Linked DNA regions of Mus musculus: region 1 is linked to region 2. A link is a loop called in an ENCODE intact Hi-C map of the cell type or tissue named here. Cell type or tissue: gastrocnemius. All regions are shown on one strand. Each heading gives the region's core, and the rest is flanking DNA. Links, peaks and the distances in the headings are about the cores only. Region 1 overlaps Cnksr2 (connector enhancer of kinase suppressor of Ras 2). Region 2 overlaps Smpx (small muscle protein, X-linked).

Region 1 (8,263 bases), core at 1,085-6,084, 210 kb after region 2:
CCATCATCCTCCAAAATCCATCCACCCACCCACCCATTCATCCATCCACCCATCCATCCACCCATCCATCCATCCATCCATCCATCCATCCATCCATCTATCCATCCATCCATCCATCCATCCATCCATCCATCCATCCATCCATCCATCCTCACTAATACTTATTACAATGTGCCAGGGGTTGTTTTAAGTATGTTACATTTATTTAATGAAGTCTATGTGGTGTAGCTATGACTGACCCTGTTTAGAGGTAAAGAAATTTGTCATTCAAATATCATTTTTTTTTTCTGAAAATGCGATGACTACTGGCTTTGCATTTCATTCAAACCATCTCTGTCATTTTTGTTTTGTTTTCCATTAGGAGTTAATTTTGAACAGCCCCTTCTCCCCTACTCAGCTTGCTCAAATGATCTTTGCTTCATTTAATCTCCAAACACCAGTTAAGCAATAATAGCCAAAGCCTCATAATCAAGATGGTAAAATAAGGCATATTTGGAGATCATACAGCTCACCAGATAAAGAAGCCTGGAGCCAAGAAGTTTCTCCAATGATGCCTATAGGTCCCTCTGTTCAACTCATTATCTCTCTTCTGTCATCCATATTTCAATTGTTCTAAAAGATCTCATTTCTACAGCTTTTAATTTTCTAAGTATTGTGTTTTTAAGCAAATCATGACTTAATTACAACTGAGCACACTTATTTGCAGTCTTTCCCATGCCTTTGCATTTTATATATTTAAGCAACTGCTTGTTAGTCAAATTTTCAAACTGATTTATTTTAAATATGACATATGAAGGTTATTCAAAAGTGAGTGCATTTTAAAATAGCATCTTGAATAACTCATATAAAGCCTCTAATCTTTTGCAAATTTGATATGAATCATAAGAGTCACCCTTAATTCTTTCCATTTATATTCAACATTTTAGATTTTTTCTCTCCCTGCGAAATATCAATTCAGTTGATATATTCTCACCGTTCTTCACATATGAGGTTCTTTAAGCAACTTCACATTTAGAAATATCCTTTTAAGCTGCTCATACCTACATTTAGTAATTCCAAATTTGGATATGAGCGACGTTCTGTGTATGTGCTGTTAGGTTGAGAACTTGGGAATCCCTGACATCATTGGGCCTACTTTTTACTTTTATTCTTAGATCCACCCTCCACAGATGCTGCAAGAAATGAGTCCAGTGGAGATAGGAAAGGAGGTCATGGGGCTGAATAGTTATGCTTCCTGTAATAAGACAGGAGAAATTTGATGAAAGCTTGATCTAAAACATATTGACAAGATTGAAGAAATAGGCTGTAAAACTGTTTCGGATGAAGACTTTTGAAATAATTAGATATAAAATATTGAAGGAAGCCTCGGATTTTTAAAAATTTTTCTTATCATAGACAGCTACAAAAACAGCTAATACCATTAACTGGGAAGGGGGAGATAAATATAAGAATTTGGGATTTCTTTTCTCTAAAGAAAGATTGATTGGAGAGTTCATCTTTTGTCAGTGTGACAGGATCTAGGGTCACTCAGAAGAGAAGCATCTGCGCGCACACACCTGTGCACAAACAGCCAGACTAAGGGTAGCCTCTGAGGGAGTCTGCTAGGTACGATTTCTACTAGATCAAGTGATGCGACTGGAGGAGACTATCTTAACGGTCAGGGGTTCATTCCCTCAGCAGGAATCTTGGCTGTATATCAAACATTGAGTAAATGAATTGAGTACTAGCACTCCTTGGTTTTTTTGCTTCTTGATTGTGAATGTAATATGACTAGTGGCCTCAATATCCTGCCTCCTCCATCTCCTGCCATGAAGAACTTGGACAGTGAGCTAAAATAAACACCCCTCCCCCCCAAAAAAGATATTTTTTAAAAAATGTCAGATATATTTTATTTAGATTTACCTCATAAATTCTTGCCTGGTTATTATTTGATACAAAATAATTATTAAAGAATCCATGGTTCTTTTCTTACTTTCTGACTGAGAAAATTAATACTTACTCTATAGGGCTGCAAAGAAAATACAAGGCAAACAGAAAGTCTTTCTACCACCCATCTTAACTTCTAATTTATTTTTCTTTGTCTTTGAACGACACTTTCCAAACTATTTAGATGTTTGGTTTTTACCATTTTAAGTTTATGTCTATTCTAAAAAGCTGATACAAACCTGTGTTAAGTTAAAAAAAAAAAGATCTCTCTCTCGGGACAATATAGTCATAGAGAAATAAATTGTCCCTAAAGCCCATGAGTTAACTGTGGCTCACTTCATATGTCTATTGTTTCCCATGCTTCTGGTGCAAATTAGTAAGAAAATTTAATTCTGATTCCCCAAAAATCTAATTTAATCTAATGTTGTATTAGCTCATTTTTTACTGTACACATTATGCTATGAAAATAACTTAAAGAGGAGATGAAGAAAAAAATAAAATACTCAATATTATGCATTGAAAAGTGTTTATATTTTAAAATATGAATTACTTTTGCAAAGGCTCATGCAGATGTGTTCTAAAAGCCTAGGGTATATCTGCAAGTAAGAACAGGATCAAACACTGTATGTCCTATGTATTATTTTACTTATACAACCATAAGTATGATGAATTTTCATTTATAAATTAAACAAGATTAAAATACCTAATAAAAACTGACATAATGGTTATATGAATACAATTTCTTTCTCTCAAAGTATCATATATTTTCAATTTAACAGTTATATGAAAAATTTTATGGCTTCTTCTTAGCATATCTAATTTGTTTGCACCAGTATTTATGCAGTTTGGGGATATTTATTGTAAGTTAGATGAGACTTGATTAAATAAAGTTCTTTTGATATCATGACTTTCAATTTAATAATCTCAATAGCTATTATGTAGCTAATGAAACCTACCCCATCCCCATTGTCACCTGCCATTCCTGGTGATGTTGCAGGTTAACCTTGGCAATGTGTACATTGTCCCTTTTTGCTTTTATTGGACAGTCAGTACTATAAAATTTGTTTTGAGTTTTATAACTTTGGAGCATTTTAGATAAGGTTGTGTTTGTACTTGTGTAGAGCGAAAGGAGTGTGTTGAATAAAAACTAGGATTAGAATGCAAAAAACCCAAAAGCCCTCAGCACACACATAGAATGTCAGGCATCATGGAGCCTGACTGCAATCAAGGGCTAGGAGAAATAGGAGGTATTGGGGTGCTTGCTCGCTAGTCTGTGTGTTGAGCTCCAGGTTTATTTAGTAAGATACTCTTGTTTCAACGAAAGAGAGAGCAACTGAGGAGGACACTCAATGTTAAAGCCTGGCCACAATGTGTACATGTACAGTCATGCCTGCCTGAACACACATATACACACACTATTATAATATACCTCAGAAGCACTCACACACAAAAATGTGACTTTAAATTAACTACCTACCCAGTGACAAAGAAGATCTATGAAACCAGAATAAATCAAAGTAAAATGAACGAAGAAAATACCTCCTTGGCAGCAACACTGTGCTACTGTAAAACTCTTACAAGTTCTTAAGCTAAGGAATTTTAATTGGTGAAAGAATGCAACTAATGATGAGCCAATTAAATAGGATGATTGAGCAACTGCCATTTTCCGTTCTCTCAATTTTTCTGGATCTGTCTTTTAAAGGTGATCTTTTTTTTAACACCATCCTACTACCTAGACTTGTCTAGGGAATGAGAATAAGGATGAGTCTCTGGAAATTCCGACATGTTGACATTCTGAGGCCGCTTCTTTCCCCACATCCCTTGCTGTGTGCTGATGGATGACGGCTCGATAACCATGCTATTCCTTACCAGCCCTTCACTTGGTTTGATATTTGCCAGCTGAATCACTTCCAGGTGAGCAGACTGTGAAACCAGAGGATCTGATGACAGGGATATGATGTGGTCACAGACTCCAGAGAGAGTTTTACACTGGAAGTGAAAGAGACAAGTTATGGTAAACATGTAAGTAAATACAAATCACCATTTATTATATATTTTAAAGTTTTGTTTTAGTTTTTAATTACATGGGTGCGTGAATATGATGTTGACACCCTCATAGGCATCAGATATCTCTATATCTGGATTACAACTTGTGAGCCACTCAATGTGGGTGCTGGAAACTAAAGTCACTCTTAATCTCTGGGCCATATTTCCAGCCCCTATTATAATCTTTTAAGGAGGGAAAAATACAGAGTTTAAGAATGTCACCTAGCATTTGATTCTTTAAACTTCTTATACAAAAGCTCACTAGGTACACATAATACACAAAATGTATCTAAATTTTTTATGTTATGGATATATGAACTGTATGTCTGGATGTTAATGCAAGGTATAGTTATGTATTATGTATATTATTTGAAGCATCATGTCTTTTATTTAATGATCAGAAAAGTAAAAGAAAAATGATCAAGGTCCTTGAAAGATATATCACATGTTTAGTTGGTTAATTCTCTTGTATTTTTCTCAACTTTCTGGATCAAATTTACCTTTGTATAGAACTTCCCATGTCCATAAGGCATAGCTTGCAACAGCTAATCTATTTCTTCACCCTTTTATGACCAGTCAGAAAGTTAACTTATTCTGAACCCTTCTGAGGCAAAGACCTTTAATATCCCATTCATCTCTAATTGTTCCCTGTACCCCATTTACTACTCACACCTTAAAACTGCAAATATACCTATATATGATATGCAAATATACTGCAAATATACGTATATATGAATAAGGAGGTCAAATAAGACAATTTTTCTTTAGTGAAAGAGTTAGAATTTTGTGGGAACCTACACTGTATTTTAGTTGTTCTCTGGTTACTACATTAGTCTACCTTGAAGGTGGTGATTCTCTTTGTTCTTTCTAGGCTCAGCTTTCCTCCACTATAGAAATTGTCAAGCTAGCAATCCCACCGGTAAGCATGTGCTTAGTCCTGATGTGACTTGAGGTGCCAGGGCAGGTTGGTATGTGGTGGGGTGGGGGGCTCCCCTTCCCTGAGGAGAAGAGGAGGGGGGAATGGAAAGAGAGGCATGGTAGGGTGGGATTGGGAAGAGAGGAGGGGAGGGGCTATGATCAGGATGTAAAGTGAATAAATAAATGAATAAATAAATAAATGAAAAAAGTAAAAAAAAAAACAAAGAAATTGTCAAGCTAAATTTGTCTCTATAATGGGACTCATGATTTTTGCATTTGTTTCTCAAAACTGCTCTTTAATTGTAGTTATCAGCTCCTAAGGACAGACATTAGTCACATAGTATCAATACCTAAAGAAAAAAAACTATGGGCCTGATATGAGGATAGATGTATGTAAGTAAATACCACACTGGCAATGACTTTGTCTGTATGCAAATTCTACCCTTACAGCTGTTTTCTTCAGATAGTAAAATATATGATGCAATGAAAATTGCCTTATAAGGTTTATAATTTAAAATATGACAATATATTTTAAAAGAGCCAAATATAGCTACTATCCAAGGATAATTAACAAATACTTGTCTTCCCTGTTGTTTTTCTTACCTATAAAGTCATCAGCCCATACACATGAGGCGAATTAACAAACGATTTTTATGCTACAGCTGTCTTATAATGAATAATAATCACTGCAGCAGTTCAGCTGCATAACCATCATAACCCGTTCACGCTCTCTGATATTAAGGTCTCAGTGCTTTGGATAAAATGAAGGTCTTTACCTTGATAAACTTCTACTTACAATTAATGATTTGTGTTAATTGTAGACTGGACAATCCAGAATCACCTGGGATATAGGCCCAAGGCCTATGCTTGTTGGTATTATCTTGATTACATTAATTGAAGTGGGATGACCTGCCGATTATGGCAGTACTATCCCCTGGGCAGGGGATCCTGGACTGTATGAGAATAGAGAAAGCCAGTTGAGCACTAGCGTTTATGTATCCATTGCTGTTTCTGATAATTGATGTGATTAATGCTAGCTCTGTGAGCTCTAGCTGCTGTGATTTTCCCCACAATGATGGACTGTAACCTAGAACACTGAGCTAAAATGAACCCTTTCTTCTTTGTCAGCCTTCCCAGTGCTTGTAATAAATTTGTGAACCATCACAACAGGTTTACATCATTACTTTAAAACTCAATCATATTAACACTACCCAAGATTGTATTTTGGAAAAATAATAGAGTAGGGTAATACATTGTAATTCTTATTTAATATTATTACTAGGAGAAATTATTTGTAGAATGCCTACAAATATTGTGCCAATGAAAAATACTTCATATTCATTCTCATTTATCATTCTACCTTCCCAAAGGAGTCATTAGTATTGTCAGCTGAACAGATGTGAGAATTAGGCTAAAAACCAAGCCATGGTTGCTGATTTGATAGAATGATCTGAATTCTTTGGTTTACTTTGATTATTAGTTATTAACTTGTTTTTAATAAACTTCCTTTTGTATTGCTTGGGCTGCATCAAATATGTGAGATAACAACTAAATAGTTTATTAACAACTAGTATAATAAAATTAAATCACATCTACAGACGTTTTGCAAGTTATAGTATTCCTTGGAATATGTCTTTTTTCAAAACCTTAAGGCAATTTTAGCAGCAAAAGAGCAATTCTTCTATATCTAGAAGATGACTGGTAAAACTTTATAAAGGGCATTTTTTCTTTTTTCAATATTCATTCCAAAGGATTTTGTATCTTTAGTTTTAAAAGAAAGACTAAAAACTTCTTAAACTATGTGTCAAAGAAAATGAAAGGCTGATGTTCCCTGATGGTTTAGTGGTTAAGATTCAGCATTCTCTCAGAAATCTAAAGGGAATATACAAGGACAAGAATTATGACTACCCTTTTGTATTGTCATAAGCTACCCAATATTCTGACAAAGAATTAATGCCTAAATAACAGAAAGATTTGTTATGATGAAGAACAATTTAAATATAAATAGTTTCAGGTTATTTTTCTATGGAATAGTTTATATTAATACTAAATATGAATTAATGTCATTTATAATTTATAATCATACAGTATAGATATATTCTTGTGAACCAACTTGTCTATTTTAACATATAAACTCTAAAGGGCAAAAGAAGATATGGGCACAGCATTTTTACTATAATATGATTTTAAAGGCAACATTTTAGTCACCTAAGGAAAGTTACAAAATAACCAATATTTTTGTTTTTATGAATAACTGTAGTACTAAACATAGAAACTAAAACTAAAAGAGAATTCTAATCCATGTGACCTCATATACAAAAGAAAAGAAAAGAAAAGAAAAGAAAAGGAAAGGAAAGAAAAGAAAAGGAAAGGGAAGAAAGGAAAAGAAAAGAAACGTCCATCCAGGCTTACTAGATAAAACAAAAGGCTTAATCAAAAGCAGCTTGCACTTTTCACTTCTATACACGAATACTAATTACAAAGTGTACTGAATGCAAAACTTAGATAAATTAAGAAATCAACAAATGGCATACATGTGAAATATATGATTTAATACACACATAGTTAAACATTATCATTTACATAGAAATGCACGAGTTTTATTGTAGAAAATGTTATTTTAGTTTAAAGTACAGAGTACACTTTTATTTAGTTGGGATATTAGAATAACTGAGCATAAACCTTGTCTGCACCTCTGTGTCATTTTTGAGATGAAATTTGTATTGTATTTGGAAAACAAAAGGTATGCTGTTTTATAAACTCTACATTGATTCAAATAATGAAAAAAATTCTAAAGGATAAATTTCACTTGGAAATATAATATTTAGTGTCTCATTCCTTGACAGGTTTTATCTTTGTTGAACTAGAAATTCTTCAGAGAAAGCGAAAGAGAGAGAGAGAGACACACACACAGAGAGAGAGAGAGAGAGAGAGAGAGAGAGAGAGAGAGAGAGAGAGAGAATCCATAGAGTCAATTCATGTATCCATGCATGTAGAAACCAGAGGACAACTTTTGGAAGTCATTTTCCTTCTTCCACCAGGGATCAAGCTCAATTTGTCAGCATTACTGCCAACCATCTGTTCCCACTGAGCCATCTCACTGTACTATTATCTACTATGCATCATTAAAGTATAAGGTACACTCAATCATGGAGAACACTGAAAAAATAAAGTTTTAGGAACAAAATTTAAGTTGGTATTTAAAAGTTTGATTTCAAATACATAATATCCAATACAGGAAGAATTTCTTATTCATATAAGTAAAGATGATTGAAAGACAACTTTTAACTTAAAAGCTAATGCAATAATCTATTGAATAATTCATTTCAATGTGATGTCAAAATTAGATTTAGGTCTAGAGAAGACTTTCAAA
Region 2 (8,263 bases), core at 1,353-6,352:
CCAGGTTAGCTTGGGCTAAAGAGTGTAATCTTGCCTTAAAACCTAGAACAAAAAAACCAACTAAATAAAACACCCCCCCTAAGAAACTACTGAAACAGAAACTCAGAAATTAAAAGTAATTGCCCCAAATAATTTTCTTTCTTAGTATCATACTTTGACTTATTTCCTCTTATTCCCCGCGTATAAATATGAGGTATCCTACAGGAAGTTGTTAACAATAGGAAGATTTGGGGTCATTAAGCTATGGTCTCAGTTCCTTCTACCTTTGCAACTTTGGGTTCAGCGTCTCTATTTTGTTTATTCATAATAAGCAGAAAATAGCATACCCTGATTGTGGTACCTTTGAAGGCTGGGGGTGGGGGGTGCTTCTAGAAGAAGTGTATGTAAGCACAATGCCCAGGCTAGGCAGTGCCTCACACAATGAGAGCCGGTTCTTTCAGCCTCTTCTGCTGACATACTATCATTCATAGCATTTCTACAGTTTTGCATCTTGCTTTTTCTGCCATACAGTTTATTGTAAGAGTGATTGTTTTTATGTTGCTTTGCAGCCTGCAGGACTAAGATGATTTATTTTTCAGAGTCTGACTTATCACGATTTCAGAAGCTATTCCCTGTACAGAAGACAGAGGACCGATTTATTGGTTTATAAAGAACTATATGTAAAAAGGAAAACAAAACCAAAAAGCTTCTCCCAATGTCTTCTCTGTGATTTGCTGGGCACTTTCCCCCCCTCAGTTCTGATGTGTTCCCTGTTTTGACCCAATTACATAGGTTCTATTCTCTTTCTCTAGAGGAAATGGTTGGAGGTGGTTTTCTAACTTTTAGTGAAGCTGCCTTTCTTTGTATTGGTAACCTCCTTTTGCCTTCTTCACTTGGTTGGGAGGACAGTTTCTTCAATGTTTCTTAACTACATCGAGGTTTCAGAGTTTCATTCAGTTCTTTTGTTGTCTCATAAAACTTTTGTGCTAGGACATATTTACAACCTGCATAGAAACAGTTGGCTCAGGACCCAATTCTGCAAATTTGTATACATTGGTATGTAACTTTTCCTGGACCAAAGGACGGTCACGACTGGCACATGCTTTGCTTTCAATATTGTGGAAAGCTTTTCTCAGTGTTTTATGACCTAGGATATAGGGTGTGTGTGTGTGTGTGCTCTAGAGACATTTGGCAATGTCTAGACAAATTGGTGTACAGGGTGAGCAAGAAGACAAGGATATTGATAAACATCCCATAATTTCCAGAAGAGCACCCTACACAAAGAATTATCCAGTCCTAAATGTTAGTAGTGCTAGCAAAGAATAAACCCAATTTTCTGCTTGAGAGATTAATGTCACATCCAAGCAGTCTCTTCACTGCACTTTATAGAAATTAAAATGCTAAAGAAAAAAGGCATAGGAATTAACTACCTAACAGGTATAGTTTTTTTTTTTTTTACCATAATTAACTTTGTGGAAATAAGGCAGTCAGATAAAATTTTTATCCATTAGCAAATTAGATATTTAGAATATATCTAATATATCTACCTGGGTTATACAATTATCTCAGCAGTTCTGCAAACTTTTAAACTCAATGGTACGTACTAGTAGCAAATATAAGTAACCAAGAGCACCATTATAATTTCTTCACCACCCTGAGCAGTCCCATCTGTTATATGCTTGGGAATGACTGATGGAGCATTCTGTGTTCCACATTCATATTTCCCTTACCACTTGTGTCAACCACAAGGGATGGCTTATTCATTTATAGCCCAGTAAATGCTAAGAATGGTTATTCGGTTGCACTAGAGTCACCCTGCTTGTAAGTCACTCCAGCATCTGCAATACTATTTACCCAGTCCTGTGAACCATGGCCACCTGCTGCATCATCCTTTTAAAAATGTCCTTTTAGTCAACCATAGTCCTTTCAAATATTTTTCTGTGCCAGCTCTGAGTGAAACAAGCAAAGGCTACAAGAATGCAGAAACTTCCATCCCACCAAGGAGGGTATTGAGCCACTATTCTCATGTGCTGGCTTCTTTGTTTCTTTGTTTGAATGTTTACCCATTCATTCAGTCAGTCAGCAGCTAGTAACTGTGAAGGACACCCCCTCCGGGTTCAGAGATGATCAGGTACAGGGGATCAGGGCACGTAGCCTGACTCATAGTTTAATATGTGAAATATTGTATGAGAACACAAGAAATTGCTGTCCCTTAAAGGTCTTAAGAAAAGGAAATGGTTAATGACTATAAAATGTAAATGAAAGAAAAAGAAGTGCAGGGAAGGAGAGGAGACAGAGTAGAACAAGATTATGACCACAGGACATGGTGAGGGCCCTGGTCAGGGTCAACCTAGCTGCTGCTGAGAAAAGCCAGGCCTCTGCAGAGTCCACCTTTGCTCCCAGGATGAGCGAAGGCTTGTCAGGCAGGGCTGTGTTGTTCTCAAGTGTAGCTGTCTTCCAGCCATGAAGCCTTTTCTCTCATTCCCCCTCTCACGCTGTGTGCAGCCCACGCAGAAAACCAGGAAAGTGAATTCTGGGCTGTCTAATCAGACTTGGCTGCATCGTGACAACGCTGCTCGTTTCAACTCCCCACACATGCTGTGGGGTTTGAGAAGAAGGCATCACTAGGAACAAATCAAGACTTGCAGATTTCCTTTGTGCTCCCTTGCCAGTGTCCCCTGCCTGTGAACTCATTAATCCACATGCTCTGGTTTATATCTTTATGCAGATGGTGAGGTGGTAGCTGGTTTAATCCCAGGCAGGGATGGTCAATTGGCTTCCCACTGAGTGAATTTTCTATTAAGCAGTTGACAAATTAGAGTCTCTTTCATCTAGGCAGGTGGCACCAAGGCAGCTCACAACAATTCCTCTTGAGTGCTGAAAAACAGCAGAAAGCAAGCATGCCCTGTTGCCAGAAAGTCACTGGCAGCCTTCTGTTGGAGGGTCAGTGATAACTTCCTTACACCATGGAAAACCCGCCCTGACATGATACAGCAGGGACTACGAAATTCTTGGCCAGCCCCTATGACCTAGCTCTAGCCTGACTCTCAAATAGTACAAAAGGTGCCTGGCCTTTAGTTCCAAAGACAATTCCTAAAAATGTGCCAAGCATTTTTACTAAATGCCAAGTGTTCATACATCCCATTTATTCAGAATCCATTTTCATTTCTTAATCATTTTCTACATGGGCTAAGTAGAATATACCCTGACTGGATTAGCTTTTTCCTTCAAGATGCATATTAGCACTAGGAACCACGCTTAATCAGGACAATTTTAAAGTATGTGTGCACCTATTGTGCCATACATGACTACACAAGAAGTAAATGTCGAGAACTCAGAGTAGTTGGGTGTGGATATGAGAAGGGACATTTGCTCACACGGAAAATGAAGAAACAAGGTTCCGAGTGTGACTCAGCAAGGAGTGTATGGGGGTGATTAGAGCAGTCAGTTGTGATTGCACGAGATGGTGTGGACAGGCTTCCTGACACAGAATTTGCCATCTGAGAGAAACCACTAGATGATACATGTTCTGGTACACACTTGGACTCAGTTTCCACTTAATGCTCTCCTGAGATTCCATAACTCTGAGCAGAATGCAAATGTAAGCGGTGGAACCCTAAGGGCAGTGAGGTGTTTTAGATGGGACACTTAAGACAATCAAACACTGCGAAAGCGTTCATTCCTTTTGCTGTCCCTACACCCTTCCCCTTGCTTCCAAAGCTGGAAACTGTTTCGCTTTTAAATAAAGTGCCCTCTAAAGAGTAGCTCAGCCTATTTCTGTAGAGATCTGGAAGAAAGTGTGCTGAACGTGAAAAGGCACTAATTATCTGTGACTAATCTGAGCTCACCCAGAGGCTCCCGAGGATCTCAGAGGACCTGCTTTTTCTTTGGCTCCTCCTACTTTGCTTTGCCAGAGCCTCTGCCCTTGGTAAGAAGATTTCCAGTCTGCAAGTACCCTCTTTCTCCTGGAGGAGGCGCTGCAGCTCAAGTTTTCAAAGCCTGCTCGGTGGCAGTTTTTCAAAGCTCCAGAGGGCATTACCAGAGTTTCACCAGAGCACTTTCGTTTTGTATTGAAAACTTCAAGGGACTTTTCTCCTCTTTTGCCCATTTTCAACTAGTAAATGGTTTGTAATTTTTGGATCCCCCCACCCCCGAATATGGTCAGTGTTAAGAAACATTTAGAGATCGAGCTACTATTTCTCTGAGGTTAAAGAAAAGTCAAGATGTTTCCTATACCACTTTTTGAACCTTTTTTTTGGGGGGGGGGGGCTTGGTAGACAAAGGTATCTCGCCTATTTCATGCAAGGACTATGTAGAAGCCTGGTCCAGGGAATAAATTGAGAACTATGTCTCTCTGAACAACATTACAGCGTGCCCTAATCTTAAGGCACCACTCACACCCAACTAGTGCCCTACAGGAGGGTTCTCTCTTTCTCTCCCTCCTTCCCTCCACTTTTCCCTCCCTGCCTCCCTTCCTCCCTGTCTCCCATTCTCCCTTCCTCCCTGCCTCATCCCTTCCCCACTCCCTTCATTACTTACTTTGGGAATTGAGCAATGTCTCTTTTGCAGTAAGAGGGAAACAGGCAGGCTGTCACGAACAAATGCAGGTGCTAATTAAATAATATGGGAACCTACAGACTTTGTGAAGTGGCTGCTTAAAGGGGCATCATAAGCAGGCAGTAAAGAAAAAGAGGTTTGTTAGGGATTTATTTAAAAAAAAAACAACTCTAAATCACATCTTTTAACTAGGATGTAGCAGTAGGAATAACATTATCAAGCCTCCAGACTTGATTTTGAGAATTCAAAAGTATTTCCATGTTCATTCTGCTTCATCAGTGCTGGAAGATCAGTTAGACAGGAGTTGGATTTGCAATTCATGCCTATGTGACTTCCAACTTCACAGGGTGGAAGATTGTGGGATGTGTTGTCATTTCCTGTCAGAGAAAGATAATTTTAAGCCTGGTTATGAAGTACATCTATTTAAGTTCATATGCAATAGGGGTAATAATCTTTTTTTTCTACCAATAATGTATCACGACAGATGTATTTAAAAAGAAATTAATTTCTGCCCATATTTAGTGTTTTCTTGCATCCCGTGTCTTGTGCTGGTGACCAAACCCAGGTCTTTTATGAATGCCAGTGCTCCATCACTGAGCTACATACCCCGATGCTTAGTAAATAAATAATTATAATTGTGCCAGCAAGATGGCTCAGTGGATAAAGACACTCACCACCAAGCCTGATAATTTGAGATCAGTCCCCAGGACTTATATGGTAGGAGAGAACCAATCCCCTAAAGTTGCCTTCTAACTGCTGCATGGTGAAGTGTGATGTATTTACTCACAAACATACACATAGGTAAAACAATGGAAAATCGTACTTCAGCACAGTATTCACATGCAAACACCAAAGCAACACACACACACACACACACAGAGAGAGAGAGAGAGAGAGAGAGAGAGAACATCCAGAATCATGGGAATTAGGCTGAATCACACACACACACACACACACACACACACACACACACACACACACACACAGAGAGAGAGAGAGAGAGAGAGAGAGAGAATCATGGGAATTAGGCTGAATGTCTTAATATCAGAAGTACTAGGTAGAAAACAATCGGTTTGGGGAAAGCTTTACTTCAGAATGTCCTAAATCACCATTCTATAAGTGAGCTCTTCTGGAAAGATTTCCATCATCACCAGCAGACAAGAAAGGTATCTTAGATTCCCTGCAGTATCATATACAAAGCTTGCTCCTTATTACCTGTCAGGAGGCAGAGAACCTGGGAGTCATTTTGTGCCAAATCCAATTCAATAATGAGCCAATTATAGACATGCTTCCACTGCCAAGAGCACGTCACTTCACCATCCCAGCTGGCTTCAGAGCCCCTGGTGGGCAGGAAGAGGGACACATGAGCCTAAATTGCTGATAACACTCTAGACCAATGGGGCTTCAAATGCACCCACATCACAGTGTTTCTAGAACTCCCTTAACGAATCCTGCCCCTGCTGAACTTTCATAGCTCAGTCCCCACTCAGTTTGCTCTCTTTCTCACTAGGTGATCAAATTCTGAAATATCAAGAGGTAGTCACCAGGAGCTCATCTCTTGCACTACAGGCCAACTTTGCATAATCTGCTGCAATTCTGCAGCCTTATTATTATGGTATGAACTAGGGCCATAGAGTCTGTAGCCCAGCCTCACTACTGACAGCCTTACTGAGCATGTAGGAGGTAAAATGCCAAGAAACTTGAGCTAGGTGAAATACAAAGCTGTCTCCATTAAAAATCAAAACAGCTCTGTGAATTTTGGCAGACACTTTCCAACCTGCCGAGATCATTGCAGGTTTAGATTCTAGAATCCAATAGTGTAGTTATTTTTCCTGGCTGACTTTGCATGGATGGCCTGCCAATTCAAGAAGCAAGCCTTTTCCTATTTTTAACTGAGATCTTGAGGAGAAAGGGGACCATGGCAGCACCAAGGACAGCATTCTTGGCAGGGGCCTTGGAGTATGAAGAAAAGTCTTAGATGAGAATGATGGTTTTCAATTAAAACTATTTTTAAGTTAGCATATAAAATCGTGGGTTTTGCTGTGACATTTTCATACATATGTAATATTGTACTAAGCTCACATCTTCTCCTTTCTCCTTACTCCCTCCCCACATATGTCCTCTCGGCACAAATATGCCTTCCTTTCTTCCCCAAACAGTGTCTCAAGATTTTATGTTAAAATTATCTGGAAGGATTGCTGAATCTTAGACTTCTGGGCTAAACCTCAGTGCTCCTGATTCAACAGGTCTAGAATGGGTCCAGGAATGTATATTTTGTGACAATTGTCCACGGTGGTCATTGTTGCTACTGGTAGTGGGTTGGAGATTACACTTGGAGAATCCCTCACATACTATGTGCATATCCATCCACTCAGCCCAGTTTTATAGCCAGCATTTAAATGTGTAGTAAGAAGCTTTGCCAGGCTCTCTCACTGAAATTCAGATAAACTACAAATCAGTAAAACAGTTAATCACAAATTGTTGTTATATTTTTTTCAATGATCAGGCTCTGTTCTAAGCATACATGAGACTCAAATAAAAAAGTGCATGTAAGGATGATGTCATTGTATAAGTGAGAAAACGGGGGGAGGGCAGAGCACATACATGCTTTGTCTCCATGTGGCACAGCTAGACAGTGCAGAAGCCAGAATTTGGGATGTGCAACACTTAATCATATCCTAAGCAGGCTTTTCGGGTGGCAGATAGGACAGATCCTAAGTAGTTTAATAGACTTTGTATATCATAAGAGACAATCCTCATGTAAATGATGAGGACTTCTGCCAATGCTATAGATTTACCTACTCATCACTTAGACTCACAGAAGCACTCAATTTCTATAAGTGCTTAAGTGCTCTGCAGTGCTATAGGTCAGAGGTTGGCAAATCACAGTTCAGTATTGCCAGTGCCGCTTCTTTCTAAAATCCTGATGAGGGTTCTAGATTTATATTCATTTGTAAGAAATAATATAGAAAATCTCTGAATGAAATGATTGAGACTATGAGGAATCATTTTCTGCCACCTCTATGGAAATATACCTTTAATAGGTGTGGTGTTTGTACAGGTAAGTTCAAATACTTCTGGAGGCCAGAGGTCAGCATTGGATGCCTTCTTTGATGACTCTACCTTAATCCTTTGACAAAGGTTTCTCATTCAACCTAGAGCTCATTCATGAAGGCTGGGCTGGCTGGATATTGAGCTCAAAGATCTACCCATTTCTGCTCCCTCTTGCTCTCCATGCCGGGGTTACAGCTGTGCCAGGCTTCTATGTGGGTATAGGTATCTCAGGCCCTGATGCTTGTGCAACGGACACTTGACTAAGTCAGCCCTATATGAAAACATTTCTAATGAAGGCGTTGTCAAGTTCTAGGTATGCAATAATACAGCAAAGTTGGCTTTAATAATCTGCACTCAAACATGCTTTTATGGATGTCAAAGTAGTGGAAGCAAAACAGAAAGGAGGCTCCAAATTTGAACACTTTTCATGTCCAAGAGTAGACAGAACAGGATTGCAGCTACTTGGATAAGTGATAGACATCTTTATAGTCTATTTAAAAATATTATGACATAGGAACTGAAGTTGAATTCTGAACAATTGAGTTGTCCAGGCTTGGGTTCTGGGCAAGAATCACTTTTTTTTAAAATTCTGATTATCTTTACACTAGAGCAAAATGCTAGATACAGTTGGAGCCTTTGTTCCATGGTACTGACTGCACATGAGAGTCTTGGG

What was found. A loop is a pair of places that touch in the nucleus more often than their neighbours do. Peaks named below come from ENCODE experiments on the same cell type or tissue, not always from the same donor. Only the 100,000 strongest peaks of a DNase experiment are listed, where the experiment ranks them.
Region 1: a loop joins it to region 2, with 3 times the contacts of the local background. A loop is called at or near these places in 7 of 42 quality-filtered maps.

The regions. Positions count from the first base shown.
Region 1 is chrX:157,941,502-157,949,764 of GRCm38, forward strand. It overlaps Cnksr2 (connector enhancer of kinase suppressor of Ras 2), which reads right to left. Exons shown (of 22, transcript NM_177751.3): 6 at 3,796-3,915. Among named protein-coding and RNA genes, the nearest start is that of Cnksr2, 98 kb to the right of the region's middle. In gastrocnemius, for the core only: no CTCF peak of the experiment used is centred there; a DNase peak (open chromatin) is centred at 3,815.
Region 2 is chrX:157,728,203-157,736,465 of GRCm38, forward strand. The region is part of intron 4 of Smpx (small muscle protein, X-linked); the gene reads left to right. Among named protein-coding and RNA genes, the nearest start is that of Gm15169, 27 kb to the right of the region's middle. In gastrocnemius, for the core only: a CTCF peak has its summit at 3,953; DNase peaks (open chromatin) are centred at 2,556, 2,841, 3,950 and 5,882; H3K4me3 peaks cover 715 bases; H3K27ac peaks cover 1,543 bases.